3 separate regions of the Homo sapiens genome follow, and regions 2 and 3 are each linked to region 1. A link is a loop called in an ENCODE intact Hi-C map of the cell type or tissue named here. Cell type or tissue: GM12878. All regions are shown on one strand. Links, peaks and the distances in the headings refer to the core of each region. The heading gives the core; the rest is flanking DNA. Region 1 has its middle 280 kb from the start of MIR4444-1. Region 2 overlaps LOC105373757 (a long non-coding RNA gene). Region 3 has its middle 210 kb from the start of MIR4444-1.

Evidence for each region. Peaks named below come from ENCODE experiments on the same cell type or tissue, not always from the same donor. Only the 100,000 strongest peaks of a DNase experiment are listed, where the experiment ranks them.
Region 2: a loop joins it to region 1, with 2.6 times the contacts of the local background. A loop is called at or near these places in 2 of 110 quality-filtered maps.
Region 3: a loop joins it to region 1, with 7 times the contacts of the local background. A loop is called at or near these places in 2 of 110 quality-filtered maps.

What each region holds. Positions count from the first base shown.
Region 1 is chr2:176,927,298-176,937,567 of GRCh38, forward strand. It overlaps the pseudogene RNU6-187P. Among named protein-coding and RNA genes, the nearest start is that of MIR4444-1, 280 kb to the right of the region's middle. RefSeq lists enhancers at 4,603-4,902, 8,453-8,552. In GM12878, for the core only: no CTCF peak of the experiment used is centred there; DNase peaks (open chromatin) are centred at 4,814 and 8,528; H3K4me3 peaks cover 390 bases; H3K27ac peaks cover 3,235 bases.
Region 2 is chr2:176,824,899-176,835,168 of GRCh38, forward strand. LOC105373757 (a long non-coding RNA gene) reads right to left here. Exons shown (of 4, transcript NR_187998.1): 3 at 6,498-6,600; 4 at 5,944-6,241. Among named protein-coding and RNA genes, the nearest start is that of LINC01117, 190 kb to the left of the region's middle. In GM12878, for the core only: a CTCF peak has its summit at 5,670 (motif pointing left); a DNase peak (open chromatin) is centred at 2,603.
Region 3 is chr2:176,993,431-177,003,700 of GRCh38, forward strand. No RefSeq gene overlaps it. Among named protein-coding and RNA genes, the nearest start is that of MIR4444-1, 210 kb to the right of the region's middle. In GM12878, for the core only: no CTCF peak of the experiment used is centred there; DNase peaks (open chromatin) are centred at 4,051, 4,191 and 6,161; H3K4me3 peaks cover 555 bases; H3K27ac peaks cover 3,392 bases.

The DNA.
Region 1 (10,270 bases), core at 1,589-9,588:
AGAATTTAGATGCGACTAAACTTCTTGTGGCAGAAGGAAATGTAACAAAAGGACAGTGATATCAGGTGCGTCCTATTACAGCAACCCCAAAGATTTATATATCACTTCCCAATTTACAAAGCACATTCCCCATGCTATTTCTCATACAGTGCCCCATGGTAGCCCCTTGAGTAGGTCAGGCATTTTATCAAGCAGAAACTGAAATGTGGGAACTGGTCCAAGTTCACGGACAAATGACAGATCTGGGGCTCCTGCCTCCCAATGCCTGTTCATTTCATTGTCTCACTAAGCACCCATTCCAAGGGCACTGGGGCTGTGGAGAGTGAGCCGCTGAAAGGCAAGCATTGATGACCAGCAGGCACTTACAGTGTTCACAAGACTGACTTTACTGACCTGCCTGTGCCAAATGGGAATAAAGAGGAGAGACTCAGAAGTAAAGCAACAGTCAGAGGAGTAAGCAAAACAATGTCCAAGTGCAGCCAAAGCCAATGCCTCCTGGACTACTTGGAAAAGAATACTCTGCACTACAAGCCCCTCACTTACTGAAAGCTTCCAAGAAATGAGGGCTTTCAAACTGCCTATGGAAAGTCATTTAGAGTTGGCATTGTCCATTCAATTTCAGAAGTTTCCACCAGAACATTGCTTGGTGACATAGTGGTCTTCACCCTGAGCGTCTACAAATGTATGTTAAGTTGCTATTAAGGACCTGTGGACAGAGAAGGCACACCACCACAGGTAAGCCATATGTAAAAGAAGCAAACTTCCTTCCTCACATTTCAATCTATTTCAACATTCATCAGGTCCTTCAAAATTTTTGCCAGACTCCAAACCCACTTTTCTAACACCATTCCTTCATATACATCAGCTATGCACATACCAAGTGTTTGCATGTAATACTTCATTGCATCCCCCCTGTGAAGCAGGCATTATTCTCCCCATTTTACAGATAGGCAAACTGGGCCCAGAAACAGATAATTTGCCCAAGCTACTTGTAGATAGAGCTGCCATTTAAACTCAGGTCTCTGCTGTTCCAAACCTATTTTCTTTCTGCTAAATTGCAATACCTCTAACTTGTTAGAATTTTACATAAAACCTTGAAATTCTAAAATATATATATATAAACTTTTTCAAAATTAAAAGCTTTTGCTGTTCAGAAAAAAAATCCTGTTTAGAAAGGCAAGCCAGATTGCAATAATAGATATGCAGTTGAAATACATAAAACATCTTGAAGAAGTTTTTATTAGTATAAATTTGTGAGCATTCAAATTTCTACATATACTTACTATAAAGTCAATGAATAATGAAGCAGTCTTTTTTTTTTTTTTTTTTTTTTTTGAGACAGTCTCGCTCTGTCGCCCAGGCTGGAGTACAGTGGCGCGATCTCGGCTCACTGCAAGCTCCGACTCCGGGGTTCGCGCCATTCTCCTGCCTCAGCCTCCCGAGTAGCTGGGACTACAGGCACCCACCACCACACCCAGCTAATTTTTTGTATTTTTAATAGAGACGGGGTTTCACCGTGTTAGCCAGGATGGTCTCGATCTCCTGACTTCGTGATCCGCCCACCTCAGCCTCCCAAAGCGCTGGGATTACAGGCGTGAGCCACCATGCCGGGCCATGAAGCAGTCTTGATAAACACAGTTGCAACAGACGTATTAACTCCTGCTTCCAACTGATTGCTGTATTTTGTTTAGATTGCATAGAATTGAGACTATCATAATTCACATATATTAACAGATGCAAACAGTAATAGTTTTCTAAAAGCAGTTTGTGATGTCCAGCCACACCTTGATAAAACAGATGACAAAAAAAAAGCTTTATTCTGTTTGCACTAAAAACCTAGTTTACCTGCTTGCACAAGTTGACATGTTAATTATCCACAGTGTGTTAAAAATTGGTATGTGTCACGTTTTAGTGTGCATGTTGTATTTTTTAACTTTTAAGTTGGGGTACATGTGCAGGTTTTTTACATAGGTAAACTCATGTCATGGGAGTTTGTTGTACAGATTATTTTATCACCCAGGTATTAAGCCTAATACACAGTTTTTTTTTTTCTGCTCCTCACCTCCTCCCAGCCTCCACCCTCAAGTAGGCCTCAGTGTCTCTTGTTCCCCTCTTTGTGCCCATGAGTTCTCAATCACTTAGCTACCACTTATAAGTAAGAAAATGCAGTATTTCGTTTTCTGTTCTTGCATTAATTTGCTAAGGATAACGGCCTCCAGTTCCATCCATGTTCCCACAAAAGACATGATCTCATTCTTTTTTATGGCTGCATAGTATTCTATGGTATATATGTGCCACATTCTTCATCCAATCTGTCACTGATGGGCATTTAGTTTGATTCCATGTCTTTGCTATTCTGAATAGTGCTGCAATGAACATTCACATGCATGTGTCTTTATGGTAGAATGATTTACATTCCTCTGGGTATAAACTCAGTAATGGGATTGCTAGGTCAAAAGGTAGTTCTCCTTTTAGCTCTTTCAGGAATTGCCACATTGCTTTTTCCACAATGGTTGAACTAATTTATACTCCCACCAACAGTGTATAAGTGTTCCCTTTTCTCCACAACCTCACCAGCATCTGTTATTCTTTGACTTTTTAATCATAGCCATTCTGATTGGCATGAGATGGTATTTAATTGTGGCTTTGATTTGCATTTATCTAACAATCAGTAATATTGAGCTTTTAAAAATACGGAATGCTTCACGAATTCCATGTCATTCTTGCACAGGGGACATGCTAATCTTCTCTGTATTATTCCAATTTTAGTATATGTGCTGCTGAAGCAAGCACACGTGTTTATAATTTTAGTAGTCATTTAAAATATATTTAATTTTTTAAATAAATTCTTCCTAAATTGATTTGTAAATTCAATGCAATCTCAATCAAAATCCTAGCAGGTTTCTTTGAAGAAATTGAAAAGCAGATGCTAAAATGTATATGGAAATGGAAAGGACCTAGAATAGCCAAAATAATTAGAAAAAGAATAATAAAGGATTTATTATCCTACTTGATTCTAAGACTTACAAGAAAGCTACGATCGTCAAGACAGTGCGGCACTGAGGCAAGGATAGACCTATAGATTCATGGAACAGAATAGAGAGTCCAGAAATAAATCCAAAGTTATATGGTTGATTTTTGACAAAGATGTGAACATAACTAAATTGGAAAATCAGCAAAATAGTGCTGCAACAACTAAATATCTAGAGGGGAAAAAAACAACCTTACAACATATTTTAAAAGCTAACACAAAATACATCATAGGCCTAAACAGTAAGAGCTAACACTATTACATTTCTGGAAGAAAATATAAGAGAAAATATTTGTAACAACAGTTAGGAAAGGCATTTTTAAACAGGACACCAAAAGTACAACTCATAAGGAAAAATATTTATAAACATTTTCAAAAGTAAAAGCTTTTGCTCTTCAGAAAAAAGTGTTAAAAAAGGCAAGCCGGACTGAAATAATAGATATGAAAAACATATCTGACAAAAAGGCTTGTATCCAGAATATATAAAAGATATTTACAACTTAAGAAGGCAAGAGCCCAATAAAATGGGGAAAAGATTTGAAGAGACTCTTTACAAAAGAAGTTATACAAATTCCAATAAGCACATGAAAAGATGATCTACATCACAAATTATGAGGGAAATGTCAATTAGAACCATAATGAGCTACTTACTACGCACTTGAGAATATCAAGGATGGGTGAAGAGGTAGGACAACTTGAACTCTCATACATTGACTGTGTGACAGTATAAAATGGTACTATTTCTTATATAGTTAAACATATACAAGCCATGTGACCCAGCAATCTTTATCCTAGATATTTACCCAAGAGAGATAAAAATGTGTCCACGCAAAACTTTTACATCAATGTTTATAGCAGCATTATTCATAATCGTCAAAACTGAAAGCAACCCAAGTATCTATTAACCAGTGAATGGATAAACAAATTGTGGTATATCCAATGGAGTATTACTATAAAAGCAACAAAATATTAGTACTCTCGACAACATAGGTGAATCTCAAAAATATTATGCTAAGTGAAAAAAGGTAAACACAAAGGGCTACATACTATGATTCTGTCTGTATGAAATTCTAGGAAAGGCAAAACCATAGCAACAAAAAGCAGATCAGTAGTTGGTTGGCTGGGGCCAAGAGCTGGGGGAATATATTGACTGTAGGAGCACAAGGGAACTTCTAGGGTGATGGAAATGTTCTAATTTGATCATGGTGGGGAATGGATTTTTTAAATATACTAGGGATTTGTTTTTCTTTTTAAGGGATTTCTTTTGGAAAAAAAAAAAGTCCTAGAATAAGAACAGAAGCATGTTCTCTTCTGAGAAATAATCCTTAGAAAATAGAAGTTAAGCCAAAATATGTAACATTACCTATGTCTTTTAAAACTTTTCTTGTCCATCTAATTTCCATCTTAAGAAAAATTAGAAATAAATCAATTACACTTTAAATACTTTTGGTACAGTTGAATATGTACAGGACTGCTGAATATTGAATAGGTTCCCAGAGAAACTCTTTGTAACAGAACTTTCCATTTGACCATAGCCCTTAAGGCATTTAAAGACAAGTGAGAAACAGACTGTTTTGGTTCGTTGGTTTGGGTTTTTTTTTCTTTTTTTTTTCATTACTTAGCTTTGTCATCATGCTTTCCTACCACCAGAAGGCATATTTATGACTCATCAGTCAACACCCAGTGTCAGATAACTAGCCATTAACATACTTCACTTGTACTGTGATGAAAATGATATCACAACTTTCAAGAGATCCCCTTGAAGATGAAACTGAAAGAAATGGTGGCCACATGTTGTTTCAAACCTGTATTCGTTACACCTCCTGACTGCATGTCGTGCAAAAGGGCCAAACAGATGTGTAAAAAATAGCTGTTTAACAGGGGGGAAAATACTGTAAAATTGTTTATGGCAGGACAGCGGGTTCTTATAGGCAAAGTAAATTACAAATAGATTTCTCAATTACTTTTTAAAGCCTAGTATTTGATTCTTATATAACAGTCAAAAATCAATTTTGCATGGAATTTATGTGAATGCCTCATTATTAATAAAACAGCGGTTGGCGGCTGCTACTTCCTCCCCACAACAGCAGCACGCAGTGGGGAAGCATTCACGTGCCAGGCTGTGCAATTCTTTATCTTTTTATCCTCTGGTTCAGCATCATAAAAAAGAAAGGGAAGAGATGAATCCCAAGCAAATTTTAGGCATGGGCTTCTGGCAGCACCTATTTCATGGGGGCCTGCTGGTGCCCTGAGAGTACTTGGTGATGGGTGCTGAGGGAAGTCCTCACCCTACTCCCTGCTCATACTGTACCTCGAAGGTCTTTTTTAAAAAAAAAAAAAGTATAATTAAGCAAGTAACTCTAGTTGTTGAAAAAGTCACTGAGCTCTTTCTCTCGCTCTATCCTTAGCATATCCAACCTCGGTACTAGAGTCTACTGACCCTGTGAATTGATTTAAAAGGACTGGCCAGTGGCAATTTTCCCCAGATTGCTTTATTTCTCCAAAATAAAATTATTTATTTTGAAAAGAACTTGCTCCTGACCCAAACATTCTAATAACATAACAAGCATAATTCTCATTCAACAAACAAGAAAATTGAATCCCACTTATGTCTACAGACCATAACAGTCTGCTCCCTACACTGTACTTGATTCATCAAACCATGAACACTCCCCGTTTCCCAAATGAAAAGTGTAGTGTGGTGAGAAAAACCTAGCTTCTCTGGTTAGCCCTCCCTAACCAATTGGATGACTTTAAACAGTTATATCACTGTTTTAGGCCATGTCTGTTAACTGGTAAAATAAGAGAGTTTTCAAAATTATCTGAGGTTTCCTTCAGCTAAGATTTGGCAATGAGAAGAAATCATTGTATTCCCATTACATGTGAAAAGCAAAAAGAAAATTCTATGTTTGGCCAACAACATGGAGAAATGCTTATCTTCAGAGGTTAAATTCAGCTAAACAGTAGCTACCTGCTATTTCTTCTATTGGGTGCATGCCTCAAAAACGCTAACGGGGGAAATGGCAGGGCGATACACTGAGTGCTTACAGCATGTTTCCAGAAACTGATTTATTCTTGATTTGAATCTCTACTATGTGCATAATTACACCTGGTAACTGCAGGCAAGCTGTGGGCAACACTCTTGCCCCCTTAGTATTTGTGTCAGCAGTTAATTAGGAATGCAGTGCTAATACAGTCTTTAAACCAACCCCAAAAAGCTGTAGTAAAATCTAGTTTAACAAACAGACATGCATATCAGATGACTCCTTGCAGATACAGAATACCAAGAGTTTATTTACCAATGAAAATCCATGGTAGGTAAGATCTGATCCATGGGTTTGTTTGCTTTTGGGTTTTTGGAGACAGATTCTCGCTCTGTTGCCCAGGTTGGAGTATAGTGACGTGATCTCGGCTCACTGCAACCTCTGCCTCCCGGGTTCAAGCAATTCTCCTGCTTCAGCCTCCTGAGTAACTGGGACTACAGACGTGCACTACCATGCCTGGCTAATTTTTGTATTTTTAGTAGAGACAGGGTTTTGCCATGTTGGCCAGGCTGGTCTCGAACTCCTGACCTCAAGTGATCCACCTGCCAAAGTGCTGGGATTCCAGGTGTGAGCCACCACACCCAGCCCCCACAGGTTTGTTTTTAAGAATTGGATTTGATATACTATTGAGAAACAAAGTGGCTTAAATATATCAATTTATTCAGAGTTTTTAAAAACAATGACTTTTTCTTTTATTCTTCTGCTAATTATTTACATGATTAATCTGACTTAACATATCTTCATTGAGAATCACACAGTTGATCCAACTAAAATTAGTATTATTTTAGGGACAAGAATGAAGGATACATTTTTTTTCCTGTTAAGTCAAATTCACATTTGGGTTTTGTTGTGCATATACTGTTAATAATGCAAAGAGAAACTTGTTCACTATGGTTGATTGCATAACAGGCCCCCATCCTGTACCCCTACCTATAGCCACGCCCTTTGCCCTATGACTTTGCAGTTGCTTTCACTACAGAGGCAAATCTGTTTTCCATCTGGGCTTGGACACATGACTTGCTTGGGCCAATAGAATGAGATGGATCGGACAGATGTTCCAGCTCCAGGCCCAGGCCTTGAGGTCCCGCTTTCTGCTTGTTCTCTCCTATTTCTGCCATTACCATGAAGAGGACACGCCTGTGTTACCGGTGGTCACAGGGAAAGGAGGACAGACGTGTGGAACAAAGCAGTCACTCCACATAAGCCCAAACTAGGTGAACCAGCACTGAGACTCAAGAGGGAGCTTAGGCGATAAGATATAGAAGAAAACCCGTCCTTGCAGATACAGAAGAAAACCCGTCTACTGTTACATGTCACTGAGATGCTGTGGCTGTTCACTATGTGCCAATTTTAGAGCAACAGGTTACTAGTATACTGACCTTTTCAAATACTACCTGATATTTATGATGATGCCGATGTTGCCAAATCTCTTCCAAAAAAGTGACCATCTGTCTTTTCCCATCTTTATTAACATGAGTGCCAGATTGATTCCAAGTTACAGTTGTATTCTTTTGGGTGAACAATCTTCCTCATGTTCTCTCAGGGTTTTAGGTGAGAAGTTGTCCAATTTTGGTGTGCCCAGAATCACCTAGAGGGCTTCTTAAAACACACATTGCTGGGCCCCACCTCCAGGAGTTCCTGATTCAATTCATCTGGGATCAGCCTGGGCCTGAGAATGTGCAGTTCTCACACGTGCCTGGGTGGTGCTGATGCTGCTTCTAGGACCACGTTGTGAGAACCACTCGCTTATTAGGCCAGGAAGGGTTAAGCACAACGTCGTCGGTTCACATACCCATCTGTGTTTTCCCAAGGCACATTTTCCATCACCTTCTCCAGCTGACCAATAAATGAGTGGGGCCAGAGCCAAGATTCCACAGCCTTCCAGATGAGTTCCCTCTGGAAGAGGCAGTCTCTGCTGCAAACGGCAGAGTTACCAATCCACACAGCAGGGATTCAGCATCACCTTTTGCCCTGAACTTACAGTTATCCCAATAGTTTGGGAAACTTCCTGGCTTGCACCCAAGATAACCTGATTGAGGAGGTTAAAAGAAAGTTCACAGTTCTTCTCAGTGTCCACCTGAAAGCATTTGTTCTTAAATTCTTCATCTTAGGATTCATGGGTTTTACTGTCAGGGAAAAATCTTCACCCCATCTATTTAAATGTGTGCAATCAATTTCCCTCTCAAATCCCCACGGCAGGTATTCTGATTTCTTCCCACTTGCTGTGCAGTGATCCCCCACTGGGAAAGCAGAACAGCTTTTGCTCATGGTGAAGCTCAACGCCGCCTGGTTTTTTTGTTTTTGTTTTGTTTTTGTTTTTGTTTTTCAATGATTTAAGTTAAATTTGAACTCAGACACTTGCACATGGCTCCTCAGTATCAGCCAGAGTTGGCGGGAAACTGGGTCCTCTGAGCAATCTTTATGTTCAGTGCTGCCTCAGAAAATTACACCAAATTAAAAAGCTGCCCCTTGAAATTTAACGTTTTTAAGATGCAATAGGGAAATAGTAAGCAATTATAATGAACTGGCCAGCCTGCTTTACCTTTCACATCCTCTTTTTTTTTTCCTTTTTTTCTTTTTAATAAAGCATGGTTTTCATCTGCTAACTGCTTCACTATTCTAACTCAATGGTTGTGCTTTGAAGAAGGGCAGGGTTGCCCTAGAGGTGTGTAAGCACTTGCCCAGGGGCCTGGGGAATGTCTGGCACTTTTCTGCTCATAGTATGGGGTAGTGGGAATATTTCCAATCTGTTTTATGGAAGTAGTTTCACTCTATTTTGAGAATCTTTTTATTTTGCAAAGAATTTTCATAAGAAACTCAATGCTCAATTACTATCAAGCACTATTTTGCCTATAATCAGGTTGTACACTATTTGACATGTTTAAAGTGTTGTTTTCATGCAATAGATATGTATCAAGCATGTACTATGGGTAGGCATTGTGCCAGGCAATTTGGATACAAAGAGGAAAATATCCTCTCTTTGTTTTCAAAGTGCTTATAACTATTTTGATGAAACAGACACCAAAATGAATACTCATTCCTGCCTTCATTCAACACACACTGTGCCTATTATGTTCTAGGTACAGTGCTTACTGTACAGTATAGCACAAACAATAAAAAGGGTAGACTTGGTTCCTGCTCAATGTGTAATCTTGTAAGAAAGTCAGACAGCTACCCCCAAAAACTGTGATAAATGTTACGTCGTCAGACAAACATGTGGCAAGAGCATGAGGCAGGAGATCTTGTCTATGAAGTATGGAGATAGCTTTAGGAAGAAGTAACAAATTAAAACGTGAAAATACAAAACAGGAAGCTGAGAAAGGAGGAAGGAAGAAGAAAAAGCTCTATAAGGGCTCAAAGGTTGGAGAGGATTGATACTGAATTGAATAAAAAATTGAGAAAACTTCAGTTTGATGAGAAAGCATGAAGGAGGGATCTATAAGAGATGAGAATGAAAAGACAGGAGCGGGGCATATTTAGGGGTTTGGACTTAACCCTAATGGTGATGTGCAGTCATTTAAAGGTTTCACCCAGAAGAGTGACATGAGGTTTGGGTTTAAGTGCAATAGTTTAGGGTACAAGTTAATACTACAGTCACTCCTCATTATTTGCAGATTCCATATTTGCAAAGTTTCCTACTCACTAACATTTACTTGTTACCCCCAAATCAACACTCATGGCACTTTCAAGATCTTTTGACAAAAAGTTTAAGTTGCCCAGAAAGCACCTTTTCAGTTGAAATTGAACAAGGTAACAGTCTGCCTTTGTGTCTCCAGTCTCATACTGTAAAGTGTTCTTTTTGTGGTCTGTTTAGTATCACATTTCTTCACATTTTTGTGCTTTGTATTGGTGATTTCACTCTTTAAATGACCCCTAAACACAGTGCTAAAGTGCTGTCTAATGTTCACAAGAGCAACAAGGCTGTGATGTGCCTTATAAAGAAAGTTCATGTGTCAGATAAGTTTCTTTCAGGCATGAGTTATGGTGCCGTTGGCCATGAGTGCAGTGTTCATGAATCAACAATATATATTAAATAAGACATCTTTAAGGAAGCACACATTAAATAAGCATATATATTGATCAGTTGAAAATGTTGACCAGAGGCTTGCACAAACCCAACCACATTTTTTTTCATAATTCAGTATTAGCTAATTCAGTGTTTGCAGATACTTTATAGAACATAACTACATGAATA
Region 2 (10,270 bases), core at 1,086-9,085, 100 kb before region 1:
CGTGTGTGTGCGCGTGTGTGTGTGCGCGCGCGCACTCATATGCACAGCTCAGATGTCCAGGACTTGAGATGAGAATGGAAAGCACCGAATAAGAAGAAAGCTGCCACACAGTAGGCTGAAGGAGAATGACTACAACCTTTAGGCTGAAAAAAAAAAAACACTACATGCTGGCGTGTATCCTTGTGGATATGTGGAAACACAACAAAAATATTGGTCCATCCTGGCTGCAGTTTTAAAGGAAAGGAAGATCTCCTGGCATCAACATCTCTTGGAGATGAACACACTATACATGCAAGTTCAAATCTATCATCTTCCACCAGTCAACCCAAGCTACATTCCCCTTCCATTTATTATCAAAGGAATAAGCACTTTTGTTTCCCAGGCTTAACTCCTCAAAATCATGAGCTTTTCTTCCCTACCTTTCCCTTCATTCGAACTCTTTCCTTTCAAAATGTTTATAGAATTCATTCTTATCCTCTCCCTGCCTGGGGGGTTTATCTAGCTAGTCTAAATTCTAGATCATTGCCTTTCTATAGGAAATATAAAACACACAAATAATGAAATACCCATAATCCAAGGCAGAAATCATGAGTGTTATAGTAACAATGGCCTCAAGAGCTAGACTGCCCAGGCAGCTCATATTTCATACAGTTTTACTATTTTAAATAAAATCAATTTGAAAAAATCATTATGTTGAAGAATAAAAATGTTTAAATATTACCTGATTTTTTTTTCTCATTTCTTTTTTCCCTTTTGACCTTCCTCCTTCCCCATGCAAGAAGCTGGACATGTCTCTGCTATTTAACTCAAGGAAGGAATAAGACAGTATTAAAGAGAAGAATTCTTTCCCTGACTTGCATATTTCCAAAGCCGAGCCCCTCAGGGATATAAAGACTTAAGGTAGAGGCAAAAGATTTGGGAAAAAATAACGTGAATTTAAGGTAGGCTTTACCCTTCTACCTCTTACCAAAGAAAAGATTCCCAGGATTGATGGAAGGGGATATTTGGAAGGAAGCAATGGGAACAGAGATGTTGGTGGGCTTAGGTCCCCAAAAATAAGAACCTGGGTCCTGTCCACCAGTTTTAGATGTGGGAAGGTGGCAAACCCCCCATAGTAGTTTATGGGCATAGAGATAAAGGAAGCAAAGTTTAGTAAATTGGCTCTGGAGGTTGATTTGGCATCATTTGGTAAAATTGAAACATTGGAAAAATTTTTACACATATACATAAAAAGCTTTGTACAAAAATGTTTATTCCAGCATTACTTTTAGTGGAAGAAAGCTTCCCAACAACCTAAATATCCATTAATAGAAGAGGGAATAAATAAAATGTGAAATATGTTGACTGTAGACTATTGTGTAGCAAAAAAAAAATGGTTAAAATAATAGAAGACAGTACAGAAGAATTTAGATCTTAGAATCCAACTGTCTTGAGAGTTAAAGCCTCAAGAGTTAAACTTTAAGTGCCTCATTTTACAGATGAGAAGGAATGGGGGACCTGAAGGCTAAGTGATTTCTTGAAAGCAGGCTGTTGTTTCGACTTCCAACCTGGCCTTTCATCCATGATGTCATTAGATGCCCCAAGCTACCTGGTATAGTTCAGTCTATTCCAGGAAGCAGAACATCATCCCCTCTGATCTCTCTATTAGTCTAGCACAGAAGAACAAAAAGAGGAGGGGAAAGGGGAAGAAAAAAAAGGTTGCCCTTGTTCTTGAGGTCACAGTTCAGATGAAGAACAGAATCATAATATGAAACCATAAAAGCCACTTAAGTGACACAGTTCTCTTATTTCCCACATTCACAGCTTAAGAAGTCTTTTGATCATCTCCGGATCTCCATTTTCTTACTAGCAAAACAAGGGGTTCAGCTAGAAAGAACGACCATCGACTCCTTAAGTTCAAACTAGTCTCCTTGTAACGAATCTAACTTTTAGCTATGGAATCTAAGCTGTCTCGATTTCACGGTTGAAATCTACACTCACAAAATATTTCATACACTTTCCCCAAATCTCTTGTCTATACTCTAACAGTTCCTTCTGACTGGTGAAACCTAGAGACCGTATCTGATGCTTCTTTGCCAATATAATGTTTAATTCTCAGCACTCTGATAAACTTGTAGGAAGAATTTTCTGCCTTTGTTTTAAAGATAGGCACTACATTAAAATCTCAATACTAAATGGCAATCCAGGCACTTATTTTTTCAAGACTGAGATCCCAATGTCAGCGAAACGGCTTTGGCTTCATCACTTTGCAAGCCTGAGGTGGGAGTGGACATCTCCACCTGCCAGCGCTTATCTCTCGGCATGGTCTGATGGGCCGAATGGGAGTGGGAGTCAGGAACTCCACGGTAAGTACTAATTGTGTGACTGATTTGGGGCTGTGACATCAGAGAAAACTGTTCCACTTCAGGCTTCTTGTGCAAAGGAGGAGAAAATTGTAAAGAGAAAATTTCTCTGAAAAGTACATCATGCTCCAGAGGCCAAATGTGACAGTCATTAAGGAAGCAAGAGGAGATGGCTTCTTCCCCAGCCATGACGGGATCACTCATGGTATCCCCACCCACGCTGCCAGTGTGTCACAGCTCAGCCACAGAAACACAGCAACTTTCATGCAAATGGCTCAAATTCACTTTTCACATTTAAAGTAACACATTTTGTAATTATTAATGGTTAATTCCTGTGACCACCCATGAGTGAAGGGCATTTCCGTCTCCCACATCTTTAATGGCAAATAATTAATGATGTGTTAGAAATTAACAACAATTAACAGTGCATAAGAACAATGGCAGAAGGTCAGAGACTCTGAAGAAATGCAACGTTTAGCTTCTCGGGCAGAATCTGGCAGTCTCAAGGAGGGAGACTCCAGGCAGAAATGTTTCCCTCAGATACAAATACACCTCAACTCTTGCTCCAGAACATGGGCCCAAATACAATCACTTTTTAAGACTAAGTATGTTGAAGGAAATAAACAACTACCCAGCACTTCTATTAAGCTTATTAGTTTTGCTAAACAAGCAAAATGGTATAACATATTAAATTTTTAGCTTAGTATTAATGAGCATTGCCTGAAATATAGAACAAATTTCTGATTTAGCAATTACATGATCATTTTAGAATGTAGTAGGGTCTAGTGAATTTCTAGAAAGAACTCTGAGTAACATGTAGATATAAATCACTTATAGAAACTGTATGTGTATATCATATTTTTGTGTTTATAGGATCTCTGCAAGTATTATTGCTGTATATAGGCAAGTTTAATAAATTGCCTTAACTTTACCTACATGATAGATAAGTGGCAGATAATATTACTATTGGAGTGTTGAATTTCCCAGCCTTGCTCTATGCACTTTTATCCTATTTTCCAAAACAAAACAAAACAAAAAAAAAAACAAAAAACAAAAAAACAAAACAGAAGTCCTTGGGCCAAAGTCTTATATGTCTCAATGTTGAAAATAAAGTCAGAGAAAGTGAGTCAAGCTCAAATACACAAACTGATGATCTAACCAAGGATATCCACCAAGGGTATCCTACTATAGAACAGGCATGAGATATATATATTCTGCTTCCACCCACAAAGTAATTATAATTATAATTATATTACCTGTAATTATAAACATAATTAATTATATTCCTGCAGCACTTTAGAGCTTACAAAGTGCATTCACATACATTAATTATTTAACCTCATCTGCACCTGGGAGGCAGGCATAGCCGAAAACCCACAGAATAAAACCACCGGCTTCATATTGAACCCAGATCTATTGCTTCCAGGTGGCCACTTCCTTCTTTCCATCTTGTGATTATCCCCTTAAACCAAGCATGTTCTGAAAATGGGGGGAGAATCCATTTTCTAGAAGCAATGATATTTCTAGCTTCTTGGTCAAGCAACTTCCAAACCAGGAAAAGTGATTTTCAGGGAAGGAAGAGCCCAAAATTTGTGGGGAGGAAGCACCAATCACAACTACCTCAAGGCTCTGGTTTGGCTCGGGCGCACAGGAGCAGTTGGTGGGGCCTGAGCCTCACCTCTGTCCACGTTTTCATAGGCAAGAGTAATTCAAAGAATGACAGACTTTTGGAGGTAGAACAGAAACATGTCCTGCACATTAGGAAGTGTGCCTTGCTGAAAATGCAAAGAGAGCCCAAACTCCACAGCAGCTTATGGAAGGAACGATCATGATGAGACCTTGCAGTTCAGCCCTTGTGCTTTGCAGGTTAGGGGATCAAATGTGCACTCCTCTGCCTGCTTTTCAAGGTTCCACACCCCCCTTCTCAAAACCCCCATATCATATTGGATATGTGGCACACAGCTGTCTAGCCCCATTTCCCATTGCACCTTAATATCCTAACCAGTCACCCTCGCACAACCGTGCAGCTCTCTGTTCCTGTTCCCATTCCTGGGCTCCTCATGTGCAGGCTCTTGCCTGCTGTTAGTGGATTCAAATCCCACCCAGCCTTCAAGGCCCAGCCCAAGGCCCACCTCCTTCCACCAGACATAAGGGAAAGTAGATTTTGGCCCTTCTAGGGAAGAACTTACAGTCTTCTCAGAGAAGAGATTTGTATTCAAGCAGCCATAGAAGTTGGAAGGTGTTCAGTGAGTAGCCCTAAAACGGAGCTCCTTAAGTATGGACCAGCAGATCAGTATCACCTGGGAACTCATTAGTAATGCAAATTTTGGGGTCCTGCCCTGGACTTACTGAATTAGGATCTCCAGGATCCGCTAAGGAGTCATTGGTTTAACAAGCCCTCCAGGTGAATCTGATGAATGCTAAAGTTGGAGAGCCCCTGCCTTAAAAGAAGTGAATTTGTGGGAAGTCAAAGGAGTAATTGACTTCCAGGGAAGTCTTCTAGAAGAAATTGGCTTTTGAGGTTTGGCCCTTTAAGACTGTTAAGATTCAGACACCTGGAGAGGAGTGGCAGGCATCCCAAGAGTAAAGACAATGTGAGCAGAGACCCAAATCCAGAAAGGCACAGGGGGTCTGGAAACAGCAAGGACTTCCATGTGGCCAGTGTCCAGGATGGCTGGAGAGGAGTTGCTGGCAGTCAAATTTCAAATAATAACAACAACAACTTGTATTGATCCCCTATGGTGTGCCATGAAGATTTCTAGATGCTTTATTTACAAGAATTCCTTTATTCTATTCCCATAACCCTATTAAAGAGAAAGTGTTATTAGATGATCCCCATTTAAAGATCAAGAAACTGGCAGGGCGCTGTGGCTCATGCCTGTAATCCCAGCACTTTGGGAGGCTGAGGCAGGCGGATCACTTGAGGCCAGGAGTTTGAAACCAGCTTGGCCAACATGGAGAAACCCTGTCTCTACGAAAAATACACAATTTAGCCGGGCATGTTGATGTGCACCTGTGATCTCAGCTACTCAGGAGACTGAGGAAAGAGAATCGCTTGAACCTGGGAGGTGGAGGTTGCAGTGAGCCGAGATAGCGCCACTGCACTCCAGCCTGGGTGTCAGAGCGAGACTCCATCTCAAAAAAGGAAACAAAAAAAGAAGATGAAGAAACCAAGGCTTAGAGAAAGTAACTAAACTGTCCAAATCACACAATTTGGGTTTGAATTTTCACAGCAATAAGGATATAAGTTGAGCTTTGAGCTTGGCAGCTGCAAGCTTAGAGCTTGACTTTAGGGCAATTTGGGAGCCATCTAGGGGTGGTTGACAGGCAAAACAGACGGTTGGCAAGGAGACCAGTGCGGCAGCCATAACCCAGAAGAGAGATAATGAGAGTGAGGATTACAATTAGGGACAGGGGCATGAAAAGGAAGGGGCAGATTCCAGATAGTGCAGGGTCAGAGGAGCAGGACTTGACCAGCAATAAAATGGAAGGGACAAAGGAGAGGCTGGGGTCAAAAGTCTCCTGGGAGCTTAGTCTGGGAGGAAGCTGGAGTCATTAACTGAAGCAGAGAACAACAATAATGACAACAAATAGATCATCCTCTTCTTCATATTGGATTTTATTTATCACACACTTATATACCAGGTACTGTTCTAAGTGCTTTACATAGATCAGATCATTTAACTTTTACAACAGCCTCCAGAGGTAGTTACTATTATTCTTCCCATCTTACGGTTCAGAAAACTGAGGCACAGAGAATTTAAATAACTTGCCCAGGACCACGTAGTATAGCCTTCCTCGTCTACTCTTGCTGTAAAATAGCACTGGCATCTTGTCAGGGATTGGAATTCCTCAAAATGATTCAATTATGTTTCTTCCAAACTTGGAAACAAACAGAACTGTAGCCAAGTAAAGCAACAGGTTAATGAATCCAGTAGTTCTCAATCTTCCCCATGCACTAGTATCACCTGTGGTGCTTTACAAACTTACCAGTGCGGGGATCCCACATCCAGAGATCAGGATTGTGTTGGTCTAGGCTGATGCAGCATTTGTTGGTTTGCTCGTTTATTGTTTAAAGCTCCCCAGGTGTTTAATGTACACATAGCACTGAGTCTACTGAATAAATCAATTGACAAGCAAGCATTTGTTGCTTACCTACTAGGTGGTAAGTGCTGTGCTCCATGCAGTGGTAGATTCCAAAGGTGATCAAGATACACCCCAGCCCTCAGAATTGATATCTTCCAGGATTTGCATAAGGCTAAGGAAAAAGAAGCAATTTGGGAGCAGAGCAGAGGTGGTGAATTTAGCTAGTGACCCAGAATTAATCCTTGGAGCTTGCTAGGAGAAATAGGGAGTACTGGAGAAGAACAGTGTTTTCACTAAATAAAACAGATAAAGAAAACTCCAGAGGTTGCTGGGTAAAATTATCCCTTCACTTTGGAGGTCAACTGGTGTAGACCAATTTGTCATCCTCTGTCTCCTTTCTATGCAATAGGAACTCTGAATGGCCTGTGTATCCAGGCACAGATCAGGCCCTGGCGCCAAACCACCAATGGCAAGGCATATCTTTTTTTGGGCCAATGGGGAAAAAAGGAAAACATTTCAGCTGCTGCTAAGTCCCAGTGTCTTTATTTGAACTTCCCTGGAACAGGCAAGTTAGTGATATTTATGGCTTACAAGAATTTCCATCTTTAAGTTTATCTTCTTGTTAAAAATCAGCCATCCCTCTACCCAAAACAACTGAAGACAATAAATCAAAGCTTAAATAAGAATCAAAGACTTATCTCTCCATGTAGGAATCCCTATAGTTGCTAACATACTATATTTTACTATCAGGCATCATAAGAGGTTAAGTGATTGGGAGGCAGGGACGAGCTTCCCTTCAACTGGGTGTGCAGAAGCCATGGAAATGAGACCAGACGTTGTCCAAACTAAGGGAGGAAGAGCTGGGCTAGCATTTTCCAATGAATTCCAGCACCTCATGCCACACTTACCTCTCCCAAATGACGCACACTGTGCTGTTGTTATTCTTAACTGATTCTGCCAATTGATGACTACACTCTCCAATCTGGTTCCTTTCCCTTTTGCAGAAACAGTGGTGTCAAAACAAGCCTGTCTCATTTCTGAATACTGAACGGATGTACCATTCTATCACTGTCAGCGAGGGAATGACAGCGGAGTTTGGCAGCAGCCTTAAGCCAGTGCCATAAGCTGCTGATATTGTAGCAAAATGTAAAAGAGGTACTATTTGGTGCCCACTGGCCTGCTCTGTGCTCTTGTTGTCCACACCTGTGTTCAAGTGCAGTGTTAGTGACAGGTCCAGACAGTGGCCATTCTACCCTAACACCCAAGTTGTTCCCATGGCCCACCTACCACGCATTGCCCGAGTTGGGGGTGACATTTACTTACTGCTCAAAAGCAGCCTTTTTCACAGATACAGTAGAAGGGGCCCATGGAAGTAGGCCTTTTACTACCAAACATGTTTACTGATCAAGTTACCACATTGTCCAAAAATTTTCTTTTCTGAAGAATTTCTGAACATATTTTTTCTGAAAAATCTTGATCAGTGTTTTCTTTTGGAAAAACGTGGGAGGACTGCTCACTCCCTCAGAACTTCTCTTTTAAAATGCAGTTAATCTTTGGAATTTAAGTTCTACATCTTAATGCACTTTTATTATTTATTCCCCATCACACAGAAAGTTTTCCAGGAGTAATAACATATATACAGAGACTATAGAATTTAAAACATACAAATCATGGTCATGGAAATGCTTTGTTCTCAAATGCAATCCCATATGGGCAGATAGGGTCCTAATCTCCCTAGTAGTGAAAATGGCTACCCGGCAAAGACAGGGAATCAACTTAAATGCCCATAAATGACAGATTGGATAAAGAAAATGTGGTACATACATACCATGGAATACTGCGCAGCCATAAAAAAGAACAAGATCATGTCTTTTGTGGGAACATGGATGGACCTAGAGGCTATCATCCTTAGCAAACTAATGCAGGAACAGAAAACCAAATACTACATCTTCTCACTTATAAGTGAGAGCTAAATGATGAGAACTTATGAACACAAAGAAGGAAACAGTAGACACTGGGGTCTACTTGAGGGTGGAGAGTGGGAGGAGGGAGAGGAGCAGAAAAAATAACTATTGGGTACTGGGCTTAATATCTGGGTGATGAAATAATCTGTACAACAAACGCCTATGACACTAGTTTCCCTATAAAACAAACCTGCACATGTACCCCCAAACCTAAAATAAAAATTAAAAAATAAAAATTAAAAAAATAAAGTTGTAAAATCCAGAAAAGAAAAAAAGAAAATGCTGCCTTCCTAAGAGTGCTTTTGCTTTCCATGAGGAAGGCCGGGGAAAGGAGACAGGAGGGAAACAGGCTGTCATCAGCAAAAGTTTCCTCCAGAGGAAGCAAAGCCTGACCTCAGGATTTCTTCCTGTCATAAGGGGGGTGCATACTGCTTTTGTCCTCCATGGTTCAAAGAGAAATCTATCTTATTCTTTTCCTCTGAAAAAAATTTTCTCCCACTCCCTCCTCCTTTTCTTGAAAAATTTAAAAGATACAGAAAAGTTAAACTCTCACATTCATACTTCCCAGAGTTAACAACTGTTAACATCTGGTCATATTTTCCTCCAGTTTTTTTTTTTAAGAAATAATATGTTTCAGATTCCAAACCTAATCCCCTCTAACCAGCCTACTCTCCTATACCCAAGAGAAGCCACTTTCATGAGCAGATGTGGGTCCTTCCAATCCATTAAAATATAGACATTGTATACAATCAGGTATGCCACAATAAATAGCATTGCTTTCTGTATGTGCAGTGTTTCATTATTTACATAAGTGGCATCATTCTTGATAGTTACTACAACTTGCTTTTTTTATTTCTTCTTAACATAGGGTGTTTGGTGATCTATCCATATTGAGCTATGTAGATCTAGTTCTTTCCCTTTCTTGTGTATATATCACATTTCCAATCCACTATTGATGAATGTTTAGGCTCTTTCCAGTTTCTTACTATTTTCTACAATGGTGCAATAAACATTCTTATACTTGTCTCTTTGTATAAACATCTAAGTATTTATGTAGAAAATATACACAGTAGTGGAATCCATGGGGCTAGGATATATTTCTAGTTTGCTTAAGTGCTGCCAAAAGACTCCCTAGTGACTGTTACGTGCCAACATAAGATGATGGAACTATTTCCCCCACATGCTGGCCAAAGCTTGATGTTCTTGGACACTAAATTCATTTCCAATTTGATGGTTAAACAACGATGCCTAAGTATTGGTTTTATTTCTCATTTCCATGCCTATTAATAAGTGTAACTACCTTTTGCAGGTTTATTGGCGTAACAATTTTCTTTCATCACATCCTTTGCTTATTTTTCTGTTAGATTATTTGTATTTTTATTACCAGTTTGTAAAGGTTCTACCTGTATCCTGGGTAGTAACTTTTGCATATTATATACGCTGAAAATGTCTTCTTTTCTTATTTTTGAATTGGAAATATATGCATATGATACGAACTTAAAGAGTTACAAAAGTGCACAGTGAAAAGTTCCCCTTTCACATCTACTCCTCTTCCACCATTCGGTTTCCCTTCTTAGACAAAAACCAGTGCTGTGGTACACCCTTCCAAAGAGTTCTACACATATACAAAAAATAGTCTATATGTTCCTCTACAGTTTTTAAAATAAATTTAAAAGATTCATTCTGCATATTGCTTTTTTCACTTAAAAATATTTTAGACATCATTCTGTAAGCTCCATTCAGCTTATATGGAGCTACTTCTTTTTCTTTCTTTTTATTTTAATGGCTACAAAGTCTTCTTTTTCTATTTATGGACCAGAATTTATTCAACTAGATTACTACTGATTGACACTTCCAATTTTGCGTTATTAAAAATTT
Region 3 (10,270 bases), core at 918-8,917, 65 kb after region 1:
GCAATATTCTAGCCATTGCACTAATAAAAATATTCCAGTGTATTTCTAATTGTTACTTAGTACAAGCCATCATTAAATCAAAAAGGAGGTAGGGATGAGATAAATAAAATTAATGAATCCAAAATTAGGTCTGTTGATAATATGCTTTCTCAGTCCAATTCAAGATAAATCAGGAGTCCAATTTTTATCCCTTCTCTTAATTAGGGAATCGGGGTACAGGTATGACAGAATGACATGTATAATTTTTTTTTCTTTTTTTTTCTTTTTCCCCATTCTTTCCCGGTTTTCTTCATCCTCTTCTATAAAGGGGGCTGTTTTTGAAGGACTTAAGAAAGAGAAGCTTTGAACATATGTTGGTGTATCAAAGTTAGACTCTGAGAGAAGATCAACATTGGCAGGAAAAAACTCTGTCTTGTAGATCTTATACTCTGAAACTGAAAGACACAAGCCCTCCTTAAGTGACACAGAGAACCTAAACAAACCTGATAGAGTCCCTCCAGGCGAAGTCAGCAACCTGGAAGGAGAGCAGAGGGTTAGAAATAGGCTAATGCAGTTGTAGAGAGGAAAACTGGAAGAGAGACCAGAAAGAGAAGGTAATTTCCACATCCTTCTTCTAAGATGAGGTTAGATGGACTAATGGGACAAGGAGAAAAACATTTACTGACAATCTCTAGGCATATTATGAGGTATAATTGTCCAAGGCTAAAATTTTTTATCAACCATACCCATATACTGCCCACCCCAGTTATTATAGACATAAATAAGGAGTTCATTCTTTGATTCAACAAATATTTATTGGGCATCTACTGTGTATGTGCCAGACACTGTCCAAAGTGCTGTGATACAACTGTAAACAAGATAGGAAAAAAATATCTGCCCTCCACATATACACTATGGAATACTATGCAGCCATAAAAAAGGATGAGTTCATGTCCTTTGCGAGGATATAGATGAAGCTGGAAACCATCATTCTCAGCAAAATATCACAAGGACAGAAAACCAAACACCGCATGTTCTCACTCATAAGTGGGAGTTGAACAATGAGAACACATGGACACAGGGAGGGGAACATCACACATGGGGGCCTGTTGAGGGGTGGGGGGCTGGGGGAGGGAGAGCGTTAGGAGAAATACCTAATGTAAATGACAAGTTGATGAGTGCAGCAAACCAGCATGGCACATGTATACCTACGTAACAAACCTGCACATTGTGCACATGTACCCTAGAACTTAAAGTATAATAAAAAAAAATCTGCCTTTGTGGAGCTTATATTCTTGGAAGAAAAAGATAAACAAGCTAAATAAGAAAAATATAAAAATAGTATACGAGATGGTAATAAAGGTGATAAGGAGGAAAAGAAAGCCATTTTGTATAGAGAAGCTAGAAAAATTTCACATAGTAAGTAATGCAGTAGAACACTCATTCTTAGCAGGAGAAAGAAGATTAAATGAAGTTATGGAAGTATATTTGTCCTTAAAGAAATAAATGGGTAAATGAACAAACAAACAACAAAAGGAACACTACCCTGGACCACATTCCCCAAAGCTTCCCAACAGAAACTACAAAGGCAGTTTATTTTCTTTTGCACCAAAGACTCATGTTCAGCTGTGTTCCATGCCTCTGCCCAAGTTGATCGGAACAGTTCACCCTTTCCCCACTAACTCCCTACAAAATTATTCTAATCTCCTATCTCTAGGTTAAGTGTTCTTTCCTCCCTGAAGCCCTGCCCCAATAAAAATAATGTCTCACATTCACCTAGCACTTCCCAATTTGCAAAGTGCCTCCCACATACTAGCCTCCATAACGATCCTGAGAGGTGGGCATGATCATCACTTTTGTACAGTGGAGGAAACTACGACATGGGGAATGTAAGTGACTTCAAGATTGAACGACTAGAACTGAGACCAGGATGTTCTTAACCTAGCCTGTTCTGTAGACTTGAGGAAGGGTGGAGTCGTGGGGAGAGCACAGGTTCAAATCCTGGACATTTCACTCACCAGCCTGTGCAACTAGTTCAGGTTGCTTAACTTGTCTGCACCCTAGTTTCTTCATTTACAAAACAGGATAATGAGACACAAAAGGCAGGTTTGCCATAAAGATAGACTGTGAGGCCCATCCCAGTGCCTGGAACCTGGCGGACACTAGACTCTCAGTCACCTCCTGCCCTCTCCCTTCTCCCACCCCCATGCCACAGCTTTCATTATAACTGCTCTCCTAGCTTACAGGGACCTTCTCTCCTCCACACTTAGAGAGAAATTGTGATCTATGCCACACAACTTGGTACTTACTCAAAAGTTCATTAAGATTCTTTTTTATAAGGGACTAAAGCCCAGGTCAAATTGCTAAATACAAAAAGGACACTTATTAGTTCCAATAACTGAAAGCAGCGGAGACAGGCAGAACTTCATCTGCGTGAGCTTGATCTGGATACTCATTTGTCATTGGGGCTCTGCCTCCATTTCCTTGTGGTTTTCCTCTGGCTCTGCCTTGGCCCATGCTCGGGCCTCATTCCCAGGCTGGCTCCCATCATGACAGCACGATTTACCCCAGCATTCCCAGCCTTCCTATCTGTGTGCTGCACTGACAAGCAGAAGAGAAGGTCTGAGTCCCAGCTTTCCCAGAAAATATTCTGCAAATCCCAGTTTCAATCACAATCCGCCCTCCTGGCCCCTGCCTTGACCCCCCGCAGCAAATCACTGTGGCTGGGAAATGAACCGAGCTCTTAGTCTTAGCCTGGGTTGTGCCTTCACCCTGTAACCCAACCCAGCTCCAATCCAGACATGGAGTCACTGCCCAGAAACCACTTGGATACCCATGTGGACTGTGGAGTCCACAGATATTTCAAGAGATTTGATGGCAGCCTTACCAGTCCACAGGACCCAGATCTTCTGAGGGCTTCTGTAGCCTGAATCCTAGGCCCGGCCCCAATCAGGTTAGTTCCTTGAAGTTGTACGCTTCCACCCCATAGCTAAAATGGCCCCTTTTGTAGGAATCCAGAATACATAAAATTGCAAGGGATTGGATTCTGCCCCTAAATTGATTTTATACCCTTGAAAGTTTTCTACTATAGCATGTGTGAGTGTGTGTGTGTGTGTGTGTGTGTGTATAAATTGTGATTAGATAAGGCTCTAAAGAACAGTTTTATAGTCACTCCACCCATTTGGCTTTCCATAGAAATAAAATCCTTCATTATGGCAATGACCTTCAACGAAGGTTAAGTACGCAAACCTCAGTTTTAAAAAAAACTGTTTTTAACTGCTTTTATCTTTGAGCCTTTGAAGTAGAAAGTAAAAAAAATCAAATATTTTATTTTTGACATCTTCAAGGAAGGTATATGTAAATAGGAAACATACATAAAATCCCTGAGCACAAACAGAAAACAAATGATTAAATATAATGACAATTGCAGAAATATAGATTGAAGGTAAAATAGATTAAGGATGCTGCCCTTTGATGCCACTTTCTGTCAATAAGGCATAAGATAAATTTGTGAGCCTCATATTTCTCTGATCCACAGGTTAAATTTGCCATCCTGTAATTCCTTGTCACCATTTCAAATATCAAGCTAAACATCGTGTATTTCTCTGGGGTATTCACAACCTTCAGAGAGTAGTTGATAGTGATCACATTTCTTCTGAAGTCTTTGTTGATCCAAGAATACATATTTTGTTGTGTAAGTCTTCATAAATCAGTCTTTCCGCCCGTTTATCATCCCTGTTACTTTTCTCTGAACACTCTCCAGTATGTCTCCAACTTGCTAATAATGAGGTTCCCAGACCACAATGCATCATTCCCAGCTCAGTCTCTCTCCTTGTGCAGAGATGGACTTTGCCTTTTGGCTTCCTGACTCACTGTTTCCACTGACTAAGTTCATATGCTGCCAGATCATATATGAACCCGTGATTCATTTGCTACCCATTACAATGCCTGGGAGAACCCAAGCACTTCCCTAAATAGGTCAATGCCTGATGTACTAGGTGCCCAGAAAAGTTCTTTAAATAAATGAATAAATAAAAGCATGAACTTCCCTGTTGTGTCTTTAGTATACCAAAACATTTATTACAAAAAGAACAAATGAAAAGGAATATGCAACCTGTGTTGACAGTGGGGACAAGGGAACAGAGGTAACACATGAGAATCATGCATGGATGCTTTGGCCTGTACCATTCAAACGTTTCTACCAATTTGATTTGATTTAGACATATTTCATTTTCATTTAGCACAAGACAAAAGGAAGTTCAGAAAACTAAGGTATTTCACCACAGCAACTGAACAGTTGAATTACAACTGAGAACGTATCTGGAGTCTAAAATTCTAGTGCCCAATGTAGACTGCAGAGTAGAACAATCTGAAAATACCATTAGTAAAGTCCTTGTAGTTCCTGGGAATCAGTTCCTACATCTTCAGCTAAAATACTTGAGGCATGGGTTCTAACTGTGATTTTTTGCCTCAAGGGCTTTCCCTTTCTACTCATAATAACAGGATGCAAGAGGGTGGAAAAGGGAGAGGAGCAGAGCTAATCTGGTTTCTTGCTCTCTTGACCCCAATTACACTAGTGGTAGTGACAGTGACAGTAATAGTAGTAGTAGCTGCTCTTATTATTGAGTACCTGCTGTATGTCATGGACTCTGCTTAACCCTTCACATAATGTTATTTCATTAATAGCCAATTAAAATATGCACATTACCTCAATTTTACTTTAAGGAAACGGAGTCCCAGAAAGATTAAATGTCTAAGGATCACGCAGCAGAGTTAAGGTGCTATTTCAGCTCTGGGAGACTGCACCCCACTCTTCTGCCCTAGCACAGACTCTTTCCTTGGTTTCAATACTATACCAAGCCTGACATGTCATGCCTGACAGCCACTCCCATTTTCTGGTTCCTCTGAACTTCTCCTTAAGGACCCTTAATCAAAACTAACTGAGAAGTAAGGGGGGGGGGTGGGGGGGAACATTAGCTAAGAGGAACCTCTTAGCTAAACTTAGAAAAATTTGGAGTTTTCAAAAGGATCTTCTCTCCAGGAAATTAAGAAAAACAACAAACCATTAAGCATGTCATGTGCTAATAGGACCAGCCTAGTATAAGGCCATGTAAAAAGGCATTGAAATCTGCTAGTGTGATCCCAGCCTGGCCACAGATGCCCATGGCAGCCCAGTTTCCAGGCACTTGCCCTCATCTCCAATCTGTCTTTCTACCTTGGTCAGTTTGTTCCATTGCATGTGTACACTGATGGCCCCTGGCCAGAACTGAGCATATCAGATCAATACAGCAGTACACAGTACTGTGATTAAACACTGCAATGAAATGCTTGGTAAAAAACAAAAAACAAAAAACAAAACAAAAAAAACTCCCCAAATGACTCCTCTTTAAGAAAATAATCAAAAATAATTAAAGCAAAAAGCAAGACCAAATACTCTTCTCTGTTGGTTAATTCATTCCCCCTCTAATTATCTGTACATTCTGCTCTCTTTATGCTGCAACTCCAAACCAACAAATACTTGGGTTGAAAATTTTTAAAGAAGTAAATTCTTCATATAATTCCACAGGTCATGCGAAAGACCCATAATTTCATGGACATAGTACTGGAAAGGAAGTGAGAAGATTTGGTAAATATGTGTCTCACCACTTTGTTAGCAGGGACTATAAAATAATGATTTTTGAAAGCCCCCTTGGATATATAAAGCATTCTACAGTACTCATGAAATATTGGTTGAATTGGTTGAACCGACCTTAGGTAAACCTCTCCATATTTCCAAGCTTCAGTTTCTACATCTATAAAACAGAAACTAATAATAACTTTCTTGTCATACATGACTATTGTGGGGCTCCCAACAGGAAAATATATATGAAAGCATTTTTTAAACAATAAAGCATCATACAAAAGTAAGTTATGAAGAAAGGGAGATGCGCTCTAATTGTGCAAATAACATGGGCATTGTGCCAGCAAGCAAGTTAAAAAGTTAATAGCACTTTTTGCTATTTATCCAGATGTTTGGACACATTCTAACTATAAATCCAAAGTGGTCACTGGCAAACATTCAGACTGTTAAAGGACTGCTAGAAGGAACAACATGAGTGTTCTCTGTGTCTCCTGGGCCCCAAGGAGGGAAGGGAAGTTTCTGCATAGTCATTCCATCTCTAACAGAAACCACAACTCCTTGGAGCCCCAAAAGGAAACCAGTGCAGATGTCAAATATTTTGCTATGATGCTGAACTGAATGAACCTACACAAGGGTTAAATCTTTGTTTTTTCACAGGGAATAAGCCCTTTAGATCTTATACGTTAACCCCACTTCTACAGCAATCGAACCAAGGCAAAAATGTGCTTTTGCAAATATTTTTGAAAGATCTGACTAAGCCATTTTTAGATGTTTTTCAGTCTTCATGTGCCTTTCCCTCCCACAGAGCACAATTAAAAAGGCACCTTTAAAAGGCTATTTAAAAACATTGATTGGCTTAACTGTGCTAATGTCATGGCTTTAAAATAAAATTCTATTAAGTCTTTAAAATATTGCAGACAAGTACTTTGCAGCAGAAACTCAGGACAACCATCCTGAGGCTTCTGTTATTCACAGATATTTAGTTACTTCAGGTTAGTTCATCTTTCTTATTATGTTTTGTCTTTCAATTTGTGTAGTCTTATGACAGTTTTCAGGACATAATTGCCTTGATGCATACTAGAGCCTAGAGTACCTAGCAGCCACATTTCCCCAAGTCACTACGGTGAATTCATGAAGACAGACGCATTATGCTGGCTGGCACTGCGTTGCTATCAATACGTAAGGAGACAATGGTGTTCTTTCCTTACATTTAAATGCTAAACATTACAGAGTACCTCACCCTCCAAGAACTGTCCCAGGGATTATTTTAGATCTTGGTGAAGTATGTGTGTCCTTTTTTGACTCTGAATCACTCTTGTCTCTAGAGAAACTCAGGGGCTCAACATACACATGTAAAATTCTTTTCTTCTCTTCTGTATTTCCATTCTTGCTGTTTTTATGCTAAACTACAGACTTCCCCTTCTATCCATAATGTGCAAGGCAAGTTCAAGAAAGGGAACCTCAGAAAAAGATCTCATTTAAGTTTATAGTTAGTTCAACATCACAGTTTTGGTTGACTCACACCAGGTGGTGACCAGGTGTCCTGATAACATTCCACCTAGCTAGGAAGCAGAGTGAGAACAGCACAAGGGCTAACACATATAAAGGTATTTGTAAACTGCCCTTTATTTTAGGAATGTTAGGTATTTGTTATTATTGCTGCTGCTGATGGTGGTGTGATGATGATAATGATATTGACTGACTTGGGTTTGTTGTTAAAGTCAGATTTGCTCAAGAATCAAGCAGACTCCATTAAGACTCCACAGAAACCATGAAGTACATGAAGCTATCCTGTGAGTTATGTGTCTTACGTGTAAGCTGCTAGGAGACAGCTTTATGAGTTACTATGCAGATCCAGCTAAGAATATGATAATGAATGAGTTACGACGTTTAGCAATTTCTCCACAGCTCAAAGTCTGAGATTCACAGACTTGGGAAAGGAACCTCCAGGCCATGACTTCCCCTGAAGAAAATGTCAAAGTTAAGAAAGGTCCTCATCAACTCCCCTCCAGGGTTACCTTCCCTTGAGTCTCCGTCCTCATTCATTTTCTCCTCCATCCCAGGTGTGGACGTACCTTCCCACCCTCCTAAGCCCAAGTTGGTTCGTCAGAAATGATCAGTTTATGCAATATTTAGGAATATTGTTCAGTTTACTCTATCCACAGTTCTACACTCTACTGAGGTAACTTACTGTTAGTAATGAGGCCCACAGAAGGACTAATTAAATATTCCTTCCCTTTATAAAACAAAAGAAAACATTTGCTGGTATTATATAAATAATAGCTTTTTCCCCAATGTTTCCAAATGCTGAATGGACCAGCGTGGGAAGAAGAGAGCCTGGGATAGGCCAAGGCAAGATGCAGTAGGCAGAGAATAAGACCTACTGCCAAGATGCCTCTTCCCAAGCCTCAACCATGGGGGTTTGGGGAGACTCCCAGCCTGGTCAAGTGAGTGTCGGAACTCTCTGGGACTGCCTGGGATTCCTCACATTCATCTTTCTGCACTCTGGGTCCCTCTGCCTTGGCTCTTTCTCCCTCTGGCCCCTCCCACTCATCTTTGCAGACCAAACCCAGGGTCATTCATCTCTAAGAATGTCACCTGCTGTGGCATCAACCTCACTTCCTAGGAATACCTAGAAACTTTGAGCTTGTCATCCTGATTCATATTTCTACTCATAGCCATACCTGGCTCACTAGTTTGTTAGCAGAGACTACCAAATAATTACTAATGAAAGCCCTCTGGGATGAAGTGCTCATATCAGTTGAATTTGTTGAACCAATGTTGGGTAAACTTCTCCATGTTTCCAAGCTAAGACCCAGTGTATGCCAATAATTTGGCACCTTCAAACATATATTCTTTAAATATTGGGTTTATTATTTATTCAGTGACATCATCAAGAAAAACTGTCTATTAATAATATTATTATTTATGCTTAAAATAAGGAATATGCTTAGGAAATATAGTATTTAGACATATTTGGAATTATTTTTTATTCTACCCTCTCATTATCATAGATAACTGGATAGTACTGGTGTATTAATTTTCTATTGCTGCCATGACAAATTACCAACATTTAGTGGCTTACACAATACATATGTATTATCTTACAGCTTTGTAGTTCAAACCTCCAACACAAATCTTATTGGGCTAAGATTAAGTTGTCAACAACTGTATTCCTTCCTGGAGGCTCAGGGGGAGAATCTGTTTTCTTGCCTTTTCCAACTTCTAGGGGCTACTAACATTCCTTGGCTCACAGCCCTGTTTTTCCATCTTCAATGCCAGCAATGGTGGACTGAGTCTTCACAAAGCCATCTCCCAGGTTCTCCGTAGCAAGGAATGGTTCTCCATTTTGGGGGACTCATGTGATTAGGCCCACTTGGATAATCCAGGATAATCTCACCCATCACAAGATCCTTAGCCTTTATGATATCAGCAAAGCCCCTTTTGCCACGTCAGGTAATATATTCATAGGTTCTGGATAGTAGGGGGTATATTAGGCTGCTCTTGCATTGCTATAAAGGAATACCTGAGGCTGGGTAATTTATAAACAAAAGGGGTTTAATCAGCTCACAGTTCTGCAGGCTGTATTGCAGACAAGCACTTTGCAGCAGAAACTCAGGACAACCATCCTGAGGTGTCTGTTATTCACGGATATTTGATTACTTTAGGTTAGTTCATCTTTCTCTCATGTTTTGTCTTTCAATTTTTTTGGTCTTCTGATAGTTTTCACAAAATAACTGCCTTGATCCATACTAGAAGCAAGTACTTAGCAGCCACATTTCCCCAAGTCACCATAGTGAATTCATGAAGACAAATGCATTATGCTGGCTTGCACTGTGTTGCTATGAATACATAAGGAGACGATGGTATTCTTTCCTTACGTTTAGATGCTAACATCACAGAGTACCTCACCCTCAAAGAATTGTCCCAGGGGTTATAAGCATGGCACCAATATGTACTCAGCTTCTGGGGAGGGCTTCAGGAAGTTTGTAATTATGGTGGGGGGCAAAACCAGAGCAAGCACATCACATGGTGAGAGTGGGAGCAAGAAGGATGTGAGGGAGGTCCCGACTTTTCAACAACCAGATCTTGCATGAACTAACTGAGCAAGAACTCACTCATCACCAAGAGGGTGGTGCTAAACTATTCATGAGGGATCCGCCCCATGATGCAATCACCTTCCACCAGGCCCCACCTCCAACACTGGGAATCACATTTCAACATGAGATTTGGAGGGTACAAACATCCACACCGTATCAGGGGGTATACATCTTAAGGGACCATTATTCTGCCAACCACTATTTGCTTTCCCCACTTGCTTGGAGTGGATGTAACCAACATGGGTAAAATTGCCAAGTAGCCGTGATGGGATTAAGAACTATTTTAACAATCTCCTAGTTGGACTCATGTGTTCCTGGCCTTCCCTTACTCTAATCCATCCCATGCTGTTGCCAGATGACTCTTCAAAAACACAGGTTCAATTTGGCTATTTTCTGTTCAATATCCTCCAGTGACCTATATGACTTCTCAAAGTATAAAACATTCTCTGAAATGTAATGATGATAAGACAGTTATCTAGGTATCTCTCATGAATTATCAAACAGTCTTTACAACAGCCCAAATAGGTTGCTGCTTTTACTGTCCCCAGTTTATGGAAGAGCTCACAGAAGA